2 separate regions of the Homo sapiens genome follow, and region 1 is linked to region 2. The links are chromatin loops, found by intact Hi-C in ENCODE. Cell type or tissue: heart right ventricle. All regions are shown on one strand. Links, peaks and the distances in the headings refer to the core of each region. The heading gives the core; the rest is flanking DNA. Region 1 has its middle 39 kb from the start of CLRN3. Region 2 has its middle 29 kb from the start of NPS.

Region 1 (6,582 bases), core at 1,982-4,481, 280 kb after region 2:
CACCCCATGGGCTGCGACTAGCAGTGAAGCTCGGGTCCAACCGTGGAGAAGGAGGGAGAGGCAGGGTGCCAGGAAGGCCACCTGGGCAAAGTGCTGGGCGGCTCGGGCCAGAGGAGGCCAAGGCAGAGGGATGGGTCTGGGCCCGAGAGGTCAGGTGAGGTGGAGCTGGCACTGCCTGGGGAGAGGCTGTGACTGGGAGGCCCCTGGAGCCTTGTGCAGGAGCAGCGTCTGCGGGAAGGGCAGCTGAAAGCAGGAGCACATCGGGTGCCACCCAGTGGGGTGGAACAGCAGAGAAGAAGGCAGGTGCCCCAGGCAACTCCTTGATGTGTTTGCCTTGAGGAGGGGCCCAGAGGATGCTTCATGGGGACAAGAGGTGCCAGTAGAGGGGAGAGGCTGTGGTTTTAGGGAAGAGGACAAGAGGAGGGAGGTCAGAGAGATTGGGGTTGGCCTGGAGTTCTAGGGACCGCTCGTCTTTTCAAGACTTTTCTGACTAGACCTTCTGGAGAACTTTTTATAATTTCCACTTAGAGTTTTTCCAGAGGAGGAACAAGAGGCTTTGATGGGGACATCCAAGAACTGGTGTGACCTGGGGGATGGCGCTGTGCCTGGCAGAAGCTGTGCCCCAGGGGAAGGAGGCAGGCCCTAGTCCCCAGACTCCCCTCTTCTGCAGCTAGAAGGAGGATGGCAGGGCCAGGCAGGACACAGAGAAGAGCCAGCAGGGCCCATCCCCTCTAGGTGAGCGGGATCTCCGGGCCCCCAGGAAATGGGAGCATCCAAAGCAGCATTGACCACAAGGGGCAGGGAGGAGAGGCTGGAAAGGAGGTCTGTGCATAACGCCTCCGATTCCTGGTAGAACCTCACAACAGCTCGTTGACGGCGGGTCGGTGAGCATTTAAAGAGCAGCAGATTCTCATTCAGAGGCAGTGTGGTTCCATGGAAAGCAAAGCATTTCAGTGATGCGTGCTTAATTCAATCAGCTTACTTTACGCAAAAAGGATCCAGTGCCAGGAGTCCCCGGCCTGTCATGAAGGGTGGGGACAACGGTGTCCAAGAGCCACAAATAAAATGCCAAGGGAATGCTGTGACGGGGGCCCTGGAGGGCTTTGTGGAGGAGGTTGAAAGATTCTCAGAGCCTTCAACAATGCTCTGTGGAAGAATTTGGGAGGTTACATTGAAATGGTAGGTGGGCGAGGCTGGGGGAAAAAGGGAAGATTTCCAACACTTTGGATCTACAAGGACACAACAGGTTTTGTTTTTTTAAATGGCTGTGGCTAAAATCAGCTTCCTGGTAGCATCATAAATGGGGATGGAAACCCTCATAAGCCTGGTGTCAGTGGTGGTGGCACCTTGGTGAGCAGGTGACCAAATGGCCTGAGTGGTGACGTTAATCTACCTGTTCACTGGCTGTTGCCAAAGCGAGGCCTATTGGGACAGGTTTGCATTTCTTCTTGGCTTCTAAGACCAGGTTATGACAGACATCCTACAATGCAGGAGGAGCTGGACAGGAGGACAACATCACACCTGGCCCTGCCATCCTCCATCTCCAGAAGCCATGGTCCAGCAGGGAGATGCACGACTCATGGTCTTCCACGCTGAGTGGAAAAGCCATGGCAACGCGGGCACTGCCAGGGGTTTCAGGGTGCTCTGCATCTGTTTCTTAAATAAGACTGTCTTGTTAATCCTGAACATTCCAGCTGCTTTTGTCACAGTGTCCCCGGACAAGAGGGAGCCTGAGAGAGACTTAGAGATCAGGAGAAGCAAACCGGCCCACAAGTGTGATGGATGCTGTGTCAGAGTGTCTAGGATCCAGGAGCCCCGCTCTCCCCTTAGAGACGGATGCAGTTCCGTGCACACAGGCCCTCTTTCCTGTGTAGGGGAGGGGCATGCTGTCTGCACATGGCATGCTCCCTCCTGCCCAGGGAAGCCAACTGCCATATTAGCAAAGATGGTTTGAAAATGAACAAGAATCCCAACTTAAAATATATATATATATGCAGTCATTCCTTGGTATCCGAGGGGGATTGGTTCCAAGACCCCCATGGTAACAAAATCTGCAGATGCTCAAGTCCCTGATATAAAATAGTGTCGTATTTGCATAGAACTTACACAATCCTCTTGTGTACTTTAAATCATCTCTAGATTACTTATATATATCTAATACAATGCAAATGCCAAGTAAATGGTTGTTATACTGTCTTTTTAGAATTGGTATTATTTTTCATTGTTGTATTGTGATTTTTATTGTTTTTTAAAGTATTTTTTATCCTGGCAGGGTGCAGTGGCTTACGCCTATAATCCCAGCATTTTGGGAGGCTGGGTCACTAGACCCTAGGAGTTGGAGACTAGCCTGGGAGACAAAGTAAGACCCCATCTCTACAAAAAAAAAAAAAAAACGCTGGATGTGGGGTCGGGCACCAGTGACCTCAGCTACACGGGAGGCTGAGTCAGGAGGATTGCATGACCCAGAGGTCTAGGATGCAGTAAGCCGTGATCACACCACTGCACTCCAGCCTGGGTGACAGAACAAAACCCGTCAAAAAAAACAAAAAACAAAAAAAAACAAAGAAACATAAAACTGTTTTTTAATCCGAAGTTGGCTGAATCCATGGAACCCACAGGTGTGTAGAAGGACATCTCCCACAATGTTAAGTCATCACTTACCAGTGTCAGCTTCCTGATGTGGCTAAGTTTAGACACACACGCGGGCTCGCACGAAAGATCCTAATGTCGAATAAATTGGGGGGAAAAATCAGTTCAGCTAGATGGACAGATTCCTGGAAGTCTTAGTGTGCACACATGTGCTGTGCCTGTGCAGGAGGGCAGTGGGGAAGGCAGAGCCCCGTGTGAAGGGACATCTTTGACAACAAGAGCATTTCCAAAACCACCGGGGAAGTATGCATGTGCAGCAGGTGGGTTTCAGTTCCCTCCAGCGTCTCACATGCTGGAACGGTCTCTCCATCAGCTCTGACCCAGGCCCAGAGGCCTGACACTCCTGCTGAGTGCTCAGGTCCTGGTGGCACAAGCCTTCCCCAGTCCTGCAGCCTTCGGGAAGCGGCGGTGCCCAGGGCGCAGAGCTCTGGCGTTGCACTCATGGGCTTATGCTGCCCTCTAGTGCTGTGCTCTTGAAATAGCTGTGTGGCTTTGCCACTTAAAGCTGATGCGGAATCTAGGGCCTCGTGGGCCCTCTAAAGAAACTGCCTCATTGCATCAAAATCAATGCCCTGCTCTTCTAACAGACGCTCTCTAATGCCCTGTAATGAAACCCATACAGATGATCACCTATCTATGCTCCAAATCGCAAAAGATAAACATAATGTCTTAACTTTAATATAAAGTGGAAGTATAAGAACTTAAAGAAAAGTAGCTTTTATAGCATGGAACTTGTCTTGCAATGAGCTTGACCTACACTCACCAGAAGCAATTTCTTAAATACCCACTCAGAGGTGACACTGCTTCCGCTGAGAAACGCTCGTGGAAGGTCGGGCTGGCCAGCCTTGCTGTAAAGGGCCAGGTGGTGCATACGCATGGCTTTGTGGGCCATAAGCTCCCAGCCACACCTACACAGCCCTGTCATTGTGACGCAAAGGCAGCTGCAGACAGCAGCAAGTGAATGGGCATGGCCACATTCCAACAAAACATCATTTGCAAAAAGAGGCAGTTGGCTAGATTTGGCCCAGAGGTTAATGATTTGTGGATCCCTGGTCTAGAGCATCCCCTTCGGTTTACAGATTGGGAAACTGAGGCTCAGCGTAGAGGAGGGGATAGTGGTCACGACTAGGAAATTAGACCCTGAGCCAAGTCCACTGGCTCCAGCCCATCCATCCCAGCTCTTTGGCCGGAGCTCTGCGGGCTGTGACTCAGGTGGTCTCTCCTCAGGTGTACGGGGGAGGTTTGGTGACCCCAGGGATGATCCCAGGGAAAGGAAGGTCTGTGTTGGGCTTTCTCTGACAACGGCAGTTCCCTCCCATGCCCCCCGTCCTCCCCAGCTCTGATTCATTCATTCACTCAGGTCTCCACTGAGTACCAACCTGTGTCTGCCCACCCTGCAGTCATTCCTCCTGGCCAAGCAGCCTGTGCTGATCACAGCTCCCAACCCCTAGAAAATGAAAATAAAGATATGCAAATTACATCATTAGATTCAACAGGCAGACACTCGGTCAAATGGCTCTAAAAGTGTCTTGGCTCTCAGTTCCTCTTCTTGCTGCATGGTGGGATAGCAGATCCCGTGATGGGCTCCAGCACTAGCTCCAGGGCGGCCAGGCTGGCTCGTGGCCTCATGGAGGTGGGGACCAGGCAAGCTGGGGCTTGGTAAGGCTCCTGGCAACCCAGGGCCCATGGGGTGGCCGAAAGGGCTGTGCTTGTGTGTGTCCTTGTCCTCAAAGTCACTCACTGTAGCATCCCCTTGTCCCCACAGGCCCCTCTTCCCCGCAGGAACTCTCAGGATGGGCCGCCCCTGCACCACTGGGCTGAGAGGACCAGAGCCCAGGAACTGTCTGTGGTTCCAGGGTTGGGGAAGCTTCCAGTCATATGGGAGCTCATAAGGCCAGGACCCATCTCTTCAGCTAGGCTAGGAGGCCAGTCTGGTCCCAACCTCCTGGCTCCTTACACTGTCCTCATCCTGGGGGCCCAGGCTAACAACCGGAGTCAGATCCTGGAAGGAGGGTGTCTACTGGGGGTCTAGAGGCATGGAGATGGCTCCTGCAGGGGCTGGAGCTGGCTGAGGTCAAGGGTTCCCTCGGGGCCAGGGAACAAGCACCTTCTACTAGCCTCTTGGGGACCTGGAAATAGCAGACCAGGGCCCACAGACCTGGGCACTTGTCTGGCCCCCTGGATTTAGCCCCATGGTAAGTTGGGGAGGCTGAGGATTCACTTTTGTATCCTATTGCTGATGGAGCCTGTCAGACAGACACAGCAGGGATCTGTGATGGCCGCGCTCCAGAAACCCAGGAGCAGGTCTCGGGGCTCTTTGAGAGGCCCTGTGGTGAAGCCAGGCTGGGATCATGAATCAGCCGGGACAGGCAGGGAGGATCTGGGATTCTGGAGCAGGAGTAGTGGCCTAGAACAGGAGGGGGCCCAGCAAGCCCAGGTCCAGGCCCCACATTTGACAGAAGGAAGCAACGCTGCCCCCCAGGGGAGCGGCCTCCAGAATTTCAGGAAGCGTCAGTGTGTTTGTCTGCTTGGGCTGCCTTAGCAAAGGTCACAACCTGGGAGGCTCCAAGCAACAAAAGTTTACTTTGTCACAGTCACGAAGACCAGAAGTCCCAATCCAAGGCATCCGCAGGGCCATGCTCCCTCCGAAGCCTCTGGGGGTGAAGTCTTCCTTCCCCCTCGGGCCAAGCCCCGGTGCTGCTTGGCTGGAGGGGCATCGCTGCACTCTGCCTCGTCTTCACACACCTCTTCCTCCCAATGTCTGTCTTCACTCAGCACTCTCCTCTATATGCGTCTTCATGTCCAAATCTCCTTCCTCTTATGCAGACACCATCACATTGAATTGGGGGTCCACCCTACTCCAATATGATCCCATCTTAACTCGACTAATTATATCTGCAATGACCCTGTTTCCAAATAGGGTCACATTGACAGGTGCCAGGGATTGGGGCTTCACCATTCCCTTCTAGGGGATGTCATTCAGCCCACACCAGCACAGCACTCCCCAGGTTCCCCTGAGTGGGGCAGGCGTTCCCCGGCCTCAGGCTCATCTGTGGAACACAGGCCCTGGGACACACCAGCTAACTCAAGAGTCTCTTCCTGGACAAATATACAAGGGTAGGCCGGGCATGGTGGCTCATGCCTGTAATCCCAGCACTTTGGGAGGCTGAGGCGGGCAGATTGCCTGAACTCAGGAGTTCGAGACCAGCCGGGGCAACACAGCAAAACCCCATCTCTACAAAAAATACAAAAGTTAGCCAGGCATGGTGGTGCGCGCCTGTAGACCCAGCCACTTGAGGGGCTGAGGCAGGAGGATGACTTGAGCCCAAGAGGTTGAGGCTGCAGTGAGCTGACATGGTGCCACTGCATTTCAGCCTGAGTGACAGAGCAAGGCCCTGTCTACAAGAGTTCTCTAAAACCTACTAATTCTCACTGTTATGGGCAGGCTTCCAAAAAGAAGCAAGTCAACATCTGTTCATAGGTAACATGGCACTGAAGGCAAAGGCCATCTCTCATTCACCTTTGTGTCTCCCATGGTGCCTTGCAGATGCTGGTGGGCCAGTGGCTCACCCCAGAGGCCCTGCAGGTGCTTTTTAAAGGAGTAGTGCCCAGGGTGGGAGTAGTCTGAGACTCCCCATGGATGGGCTTCTAGAGTAATCTATCTGTTTACTCATCCCTGTTTCTGAGGCAAATGTTTCTCCCTCAACGAAGGTTCTTTTTCTACCATGATGGACTTTCTGAAATGCAAAGCCTCTTCATACCTCTGGTTTTCATCCTTTGTCGACAAAAGAGGTAAAATTTTCAAGACTTGTTGGAAAACTTGTGCCATTTGCAGATGAAGGAGGTGAGAATTAGTTGAGTTCTTAAGAAATCTAGATTTCTGCTCAAGCTCTTCAGAATAGTAATTCTTTACCTTTTAAACAAGATTTATAA
Region 2 (6,582 bases), core at 1,694-4,193:
TTGTAGGGTTTAGATCACTCTCAGTCTGCCTGTAATCATTTATTAACAAACCAAAGGAATATCACAGGAAAATTTTTCCAATTCATGCTGGGCTGTGACAGACATGTCTGAGACAAGTCCATTTACACCAGTGCAGCTTTTGCCCAGCTGTTCAGACATTCATGATACACTTGGGAGATCACAGCTGTGTTTGTAGAATTTATACTTCAGATTAAAGTAGAATTTAATAGCTATTTAGAGCGTATTTTAGAAGACAACCCTTTGATCTTCTCAAGCATTATACACTTACAGGTTTAGCTGCTATGTACAGAAAGGAGCAGGGCAGCTCTGTCAAAGAGTAAGAGGCAAACAACCTTTAAACTACTGCTGATCTCCTGGTGTGACCAGATTTCAGTGGGTGGAGACTTATAGGAAGATGTGCACACTTCTCTTCCATTTTCTTTCTATTCTGCATTGCAGTGAACCCTATTGGAATCACTGGGAATAACCTTTTCCCTTGACTAAGCGGGGTGTATGGGGGACCCAGAGAAGATAAGAGCCCCCATAGATGTGGGTTCCAGTTTCAGGGATGCCAGTCATCTGGGCAATTTACTTCACATCTCTAAGCCCCACTTTCCTTACCTATGAGAATTCCAACATTCTTTCAGAGGTTCTTGAGAGGATTATCTGAAATCATGTAAATGAACAATACAGTTCAATGAATAATGAATGAAACTATTATTACCCTATGAATTCCCTTGCTAATAACCTTGGTAACCACTGGCTCTGCTTCTTAAAAATGATGCCCACTTCAGGTGACAATATTTACAGTTCAAATTGGGACCCATCACATGCATTTGAACTTGACCACCATAACAATTCTGAGGAACAGAATGAGCAGGTGAAAGAGATGACCAGAGGGGTTAAATAACCTCAAGGTCATCCAGCTGGGAAGTAGGAAAGTGAAGATTTGAACCTGAATCATTCTGGTACCACATTTATGAATGTTCTCACTTGTGTACTATCAGGAGCAGTTGGAATTGTTCCTTATACTGAGTGGGAATTGGCCATTCATTGACATTAACCCCTTTCTTTGAAGCTTGACAGTCTTTCAAGCTTTTGAAAAAACAGCTACTCTGCCCTGCAATGCCCCCCTGACCTGCTGCTCAACGGTTTGAAGCTAAGACTCAATTACCCCACTTGCAGGTCAAATGCTAAGTGTCTTCCAGGCACCAGCATCCGTAAAGACATGAGTGTCCCAGGTCATTGGCAAAAGTCCCAGCCAAGGGCATTGGAAACTTCGGGTGGCCTTGTGTGGGTGGTGGAGGATACTGGATGCTTAGATCTCTCAGAAGGCCTTGCCACAAAGCCCTTTGTGACAGCTTGTCTTATACACATTAGGCTTAGTTAGTCATCTTTGCAAGCTTCTAGGAGGCTGGCCAATGTGACGATTGGAGTAATCACCTGATAAAAAAGTGTTCAAGGCCCATTTCCCTTGGCCAGACTGCTCCTGTTCTTAGGGCAGGCTATGCATTCCCACTTGATTAAATCAACAATGTGCATTTCATTCACATACAATAGTTTTCATGAACTGAAAACTGCATCCAAGGCTGCCAGTTTCATTTTCCTGTAAATTTGCTGTGCAGCCCTCAGTTAGGTGACCCCAATCCTTCATCTGTATGGGCCTGGAGGGCTGTGCATCTTGGAGGCAGCAGGGAAGGGCAAGGGAGTTTTGCCATACTAATTGGTAAAGATCATCCCAAATGCAATGCCAGTTAGAACAACATACCCTTGGAAATAAAACTCTGAACACAAAATAACACAATTCAAATCCCAGGGAGAGTAAGAAGGCACAGGTTCTGGATGAGGAGGGAAAAATACAGACTCTGACAAATTACTTTGTGCTGCTCTGTGTCTCCCCCTGGGCCAAGAGGTCAGAGTATCTACTGGGTAGAGACATTGGCTTTGAGTACATCTGTGTGGGCTTAGGATCCAATTCCCAGATGGAGACAGTCCAGATGGTGCCAGCAGCACATGAGTGGGAGGGTTCAGTCCCTTGGAGAAGGAGTAAAATCATATTCCCAGATGGAGAGGTCAAGGCTGTGGATATTTTTGGTGCCTTTCAGTAGGAGGACAACGTTATTCCCACACCTGATTGGCAATCTCTTTTGGCGTAATGGAATTTACATGTTGGCAAGGATGTTGTCACGTGACTCTGTTACAGAAATAAACCTCGGGGTGCTCTGCTTGTCTGTGACGTATGACTCCCTTCCCTGCAGGCAGACTTCCTTGTCTGCAGGGAGTGAGTGAGAAAAGCACTCGTTGGATAATTTTAGAGAAGAGAGCTGAATATGACTTCCTTTCTCCTCTTTGATAGAACACAGGAAAGAGGAACTGTTAACCTGTTAAAAGCGCATCTTATCCGTATAGCTCAAGTCAACTTGTAAACCAATCAACAGAAGCGTGTTCCCAGCCAAGCAGTGCTGTTTACCATTTCTATAAACCTTAGCAAAGAGGCTAGCAATAGAAAATATAACAAAGATTGAAATTTCGCATCATGTACTTTATGTAATTTCCTGGAGGTAGAAACTTACTCAGGAACTCTTAAAAACTCTGTTTCCCATTGGAATTCCAAATCCTGTTGGAAGTTGCAAATATTGCTGGAATTTTAAGCATATTAGTGAGAAATACCTAAAGTCCATCCTCTTAAACATTTGATAAAATGAATCAGAAGTAAAGTGTGCATAATATCTTTTCTTAATGAAAACACTGCCACCAACTGGTTAATAAATGGTTTCGTCTACTTTTTTATTGACTAGAATAAGCAGTCTTTTTTTCTTCATTTAAAAAGGGATCCCAATTTCTATTAAAAGTAATTGTTTTCTCTTTTCATAAAAATTAATAGCACCTCATAACTGCTTGTCATTCTTCAGTCGTTAACAGAGTAAAGATGACCTGAAAAAAGCATATGCTTGCCATTCCCTAAGCAACAGTGGGCAGCGCTTTAGAGGGCACACCGATGGTTTCCAGGGGGATGTGTTGAATTTCACAATTTCAGTCTAGTGAATCACACAGCCCAGTTCATTAAGCTAATGGGACAGTTGTCCTTGTTTTTATAAAAGTAGGAAGAGCCCAGCTTATAGAGTCGATGACCACAGAAAATACCTTTTAGCAGCCTAAAGATACCCGCATGCTGGGTGGGTAAGTCCTTTGGTCCTTATTGAAAAGGAGTCCAGCTCTCTCTCTGCTTTTGTACTGGATATGCTCCAGAGGACTTATGTTGACTTTAGAACTTTAAGTGACCTAAGCTGTCTTGAAGTGTTAAGGCACAAAGAAAAAAAAATAAAACAGAAAAAGAAAAGGGAAGAATCAAAACAGCTACATCGGACGAACATAAAATGAACTCAGGGCTTCCACCTGATCAGATTTTGTAAAATCTGAACCATTGTCTGGACACTGACATGCATTCATCCAGGTCAAGTGTGGCAGGAGCCAAGCTGGTGTGCCTGTCACTTTGCTGGGAAGCATCCCTCACTGAGGAGGGAGGGAGCTGTGAGAGGAGCTCTTGTTCATGGGGAGCACAATCATGATGTTTACGCCAGGCTCAGTTCCAGGCGCTGCCTCAAGAGGTCTGAGCTGTACCTTCAAGGTCAGCAGGTGAGGTCTCCAGGGGTGGGCGTGGGAAACGTCCCAGAAAGTACCCACTGAATGTGGTGCCCCAGGTGAAGTCAGGTTCAAAGAAGAACCAAGAACAGATCTTGGGGTGGAGATCACTATGGGCTTGGGGTCAAAGGAGCATGAACTGGGCCAGCAGCCCCTCTCAGCCATGAAGACAGTGGAATAGGGAGAGGTGACCCACATTCGAGAATCTAGCCACGGAATAGTCTTGGCTTTGTTTCCTTGAAGTTTGGTTTTATTTTTAGTCACCCATGTCTGGAGTAGCAATTCCTGAGCTGTTACTGACTATGCTCATTCAGCAGGATGTTGGTGGGTGGGGTCCAATCATTCCAAGATCTGCCGAATTACACAAAGCTGAACAATGTGTTGTGGCCCGCACACTTATTCCACTATGAAGTTCCTTTTAACAGAGCATGGTGTGGTACTTGTGCCGAGGAACAGGCACCAAGAGACTGGCAGCGCCTACTGCCTCCCACCCACTGGGTCCCCTCCACCTCACCCCAGTACCAGCGGGATGGGCCCTGAAGGCCAGGGCCGGGTAACCGCACCGAAGTTCCAGGAATCTGCTTTCACTGAGGCACATCGAAAGCCTTGTAAGGAAGATTACCTCACTCACCTCCAGCCTGGGGGTAGGTGACCCCAGCACCACTGTGGGGTTGGGAAATGGGCTGATATTCAAACTGACGTGTTCCTGCTCCTTCCACACCACACAGTGCAACAGAAGGGCACGGAGTCTGCACAGTGACCCCAGGCCTGCTGGAGACCTTGGCCATCTCACTTGTCTTCTCTGAACCTCAGTTATCTCACATGGAAAATGAGGGCTTTGGGCTAGAATGATCTCTTGAGGACCTTAGCTGTTCTCACATTCTGAGGTTCCCCCAACCACGACTGTGTGTGGCTGTGTGGTACACACTCATCCACACACAGGGTGCTCACTACAGTAAGAGCTTGGTACGGGGAAGCGTGTAGCTGCGTGGTCATATCAAGTGAATTTTCCTGCTAAAATTTGATTCCAGTTGTTTCAATGGAACACAGTCAGATAGAGGCAGTGGCAGAGTGGAGAGAAAGAGAAAGAGAGAGAGGCGGCATTCACTTTCACTAGAGTCCCTTTTCTTCCAACGAATGAGGAAAATGGTAAGGACTCCCTGAATAAAAATATTCATTTATCAAAATGGCATTAATAAGAAAGGGGGAGGGATCATTAAGAATTTAAAATATGAAGATAAAAAGCTCTCAAAGGTTCCTAAGCACCAACATTAAGCTGTAACATCATTTATTAACTACAAGATTTTGTAGGACTCTTTACAGTTAATATTTAACTCAGTTGAGTTCACAGGCATAAAAGTATTTATGCAGCACAATTACATTATTTCAGGGCAAGTGTCCAGTTTAGGATATTCGAAATGCCTGGCACCACTGGAATTCTGCAGCAGTTAATGTTCAAATAAGGTGCAAAGCAAACGTGTGGACTGGTAAGAGTTTCCCATAGGCTTTCAGATGATCCTGAGAAATAAAGCATAGAGAAATATTTGTATTAAAAAAGTCCATTCAAAAATATGCATTTTGATGGCACAGTGGGGTGAGTGTAGTCAATAATAATTGTATATTTTAAAATAGCTGAAAGAGTGTAATTGGGTTGTTTGTAACTCAAAGGATAAATGCCCGAGGGGACGGATACCCCATTCTCCATGACGTGCTTATTTCACATTGCATGCCTGCATCCAGACATCTCATGTACCCCATAAATATATGCACCACAAGGTACCCACAAAAATTAAAAATTAAAAAAAGAAAAAACTCAATACCATTCAATATGAAATTACTCTGTGAAATATGTGAAAGACCTGTCTGTACACAATAACAATCAATGTTCAAGAAGACATAATAAAGAAAAAAAATTGTCGTTAAAAAATAAAATATGGCTTGGTAAGTTTTTTAAAGGACAATTTGCTTGAAACATTCTTGCTTGCCTACTGGGATTTTTGCCACCCTTTTCTCTTAACACCATGTCAGCCTGACACTTTAATAATATCCAGACCTCATAGGATTCATGGTACTGGTTTTAGCAAGAGACGCCCTCAGTTACTCGACCCTCCCAGCTACCCCGCTGGCATCCCAGGTCTTCCCCGGCCACAGGCCCCTGGCTCTCCCTGTGGATTCTCCCAGACGTGTGACATTGACCTCCTTAACGCTGCTCAGCATCAGCCTGACTACTGCAGCTTCTCTACTCGAGTCATCAAATCCTCCATTAAGAGGAATCTCCCAAAGCAAACACACCCAAACACTTCCCTGAAGAGCAGTTTCCCCAAATTGGATGCTCTTGGCCTCGCTGCAGCATCTCATGACCTCGGCTTTCGGGCTCCAAGCCTGAGAAAAGCCGAAGCATCCTCTCACTGTGCGTCCTGTGGCCGGGGTCCCTGCACAGCCCTCCCTTCCGGGCGGTGAAATGACCTCAGCCGAGCAAAAGGACTTTTCTGAAATCTGAGACCCACGGGGCTCCACTGGATGACCTAGTCTTGATCTGCAGAGACCGAGAACCAGGCGCCCAGGGTTCCCCACCCCAACACACCCTGCAGCAGAGCCTGTCTGGAGACGCAAGGGGCCGCCAAGAAAACGCTGGAAAACGGGGCAACGATTTTTTTTTTCTATTTCATCTGCTTTGAAGATTTAATTTTACTATGTTTTTAAATTCTAAGGGTAATACCCAATTAGAAAATGCTATCATTTTATTAAAGCATATTTGAAAATGTCTTCTTAATGAAGAGGAAGAGAACAACTCAGTGTAAGCCAGAGGTTTTGACATAATAAGGTAAATAACTGTGAATCAATGAATCCATCGAGGATTTGTTGAACTCGTAGAATGTCCCTATGGTCTCACCCATGTTGTCGTCTTACTTACAGAGACTTGTTTTCAGAAATTCTTCT

Evidence for each region. A loop is a pair of places that touch in the nucleus more often than their neighbours do. Peaks named below come from ENCODE experiments on the same cell type or tissue, not always from the same donor. Only the 100,000 strongest peaks of a DNase experiment are listed, where the experiment ranks them.
Region 1: a loop joins it to region 2, with 2.7 times the contacts of the local background. A loop is called at or near these places in 16 of 110 quality-filtered maps.

Annotation. Positions count from the first base shown.
Region 1 is chr10:127,851,066-127,857,647 of GRCh38, forward strand. No RefSeq gene overlaps it. Among named protein-coding and RNA genes, the nearest start is that of CLRN3, 39 kb to the right of the region's middle. RefSeq lists a silencer at 3,025-3,104. In heart right ventricle, for the core only: CTCF peaks have their summits at 3,084 (motif pointing left) and 3,283; a DNase peak (open chromatin) is centred at 3,096; H3K27me3 peaks cover 1,027 bases.
Region 2 is chr10:127,574,839-127,581,420 of GRCh38, forward strand. No RefSeq gene overlaps it. Among named protein-coding and RNA genes, the nearest start is that of NPS, 29 kb to the left of the region's middle. In heart right ventricle, for the core only: CTCF peaks have their summits at 1,912 and 2,763 (motif pointing left); no DNase peak of the experiment used is centred there; H3K27ac peaks cover 2,343 bases.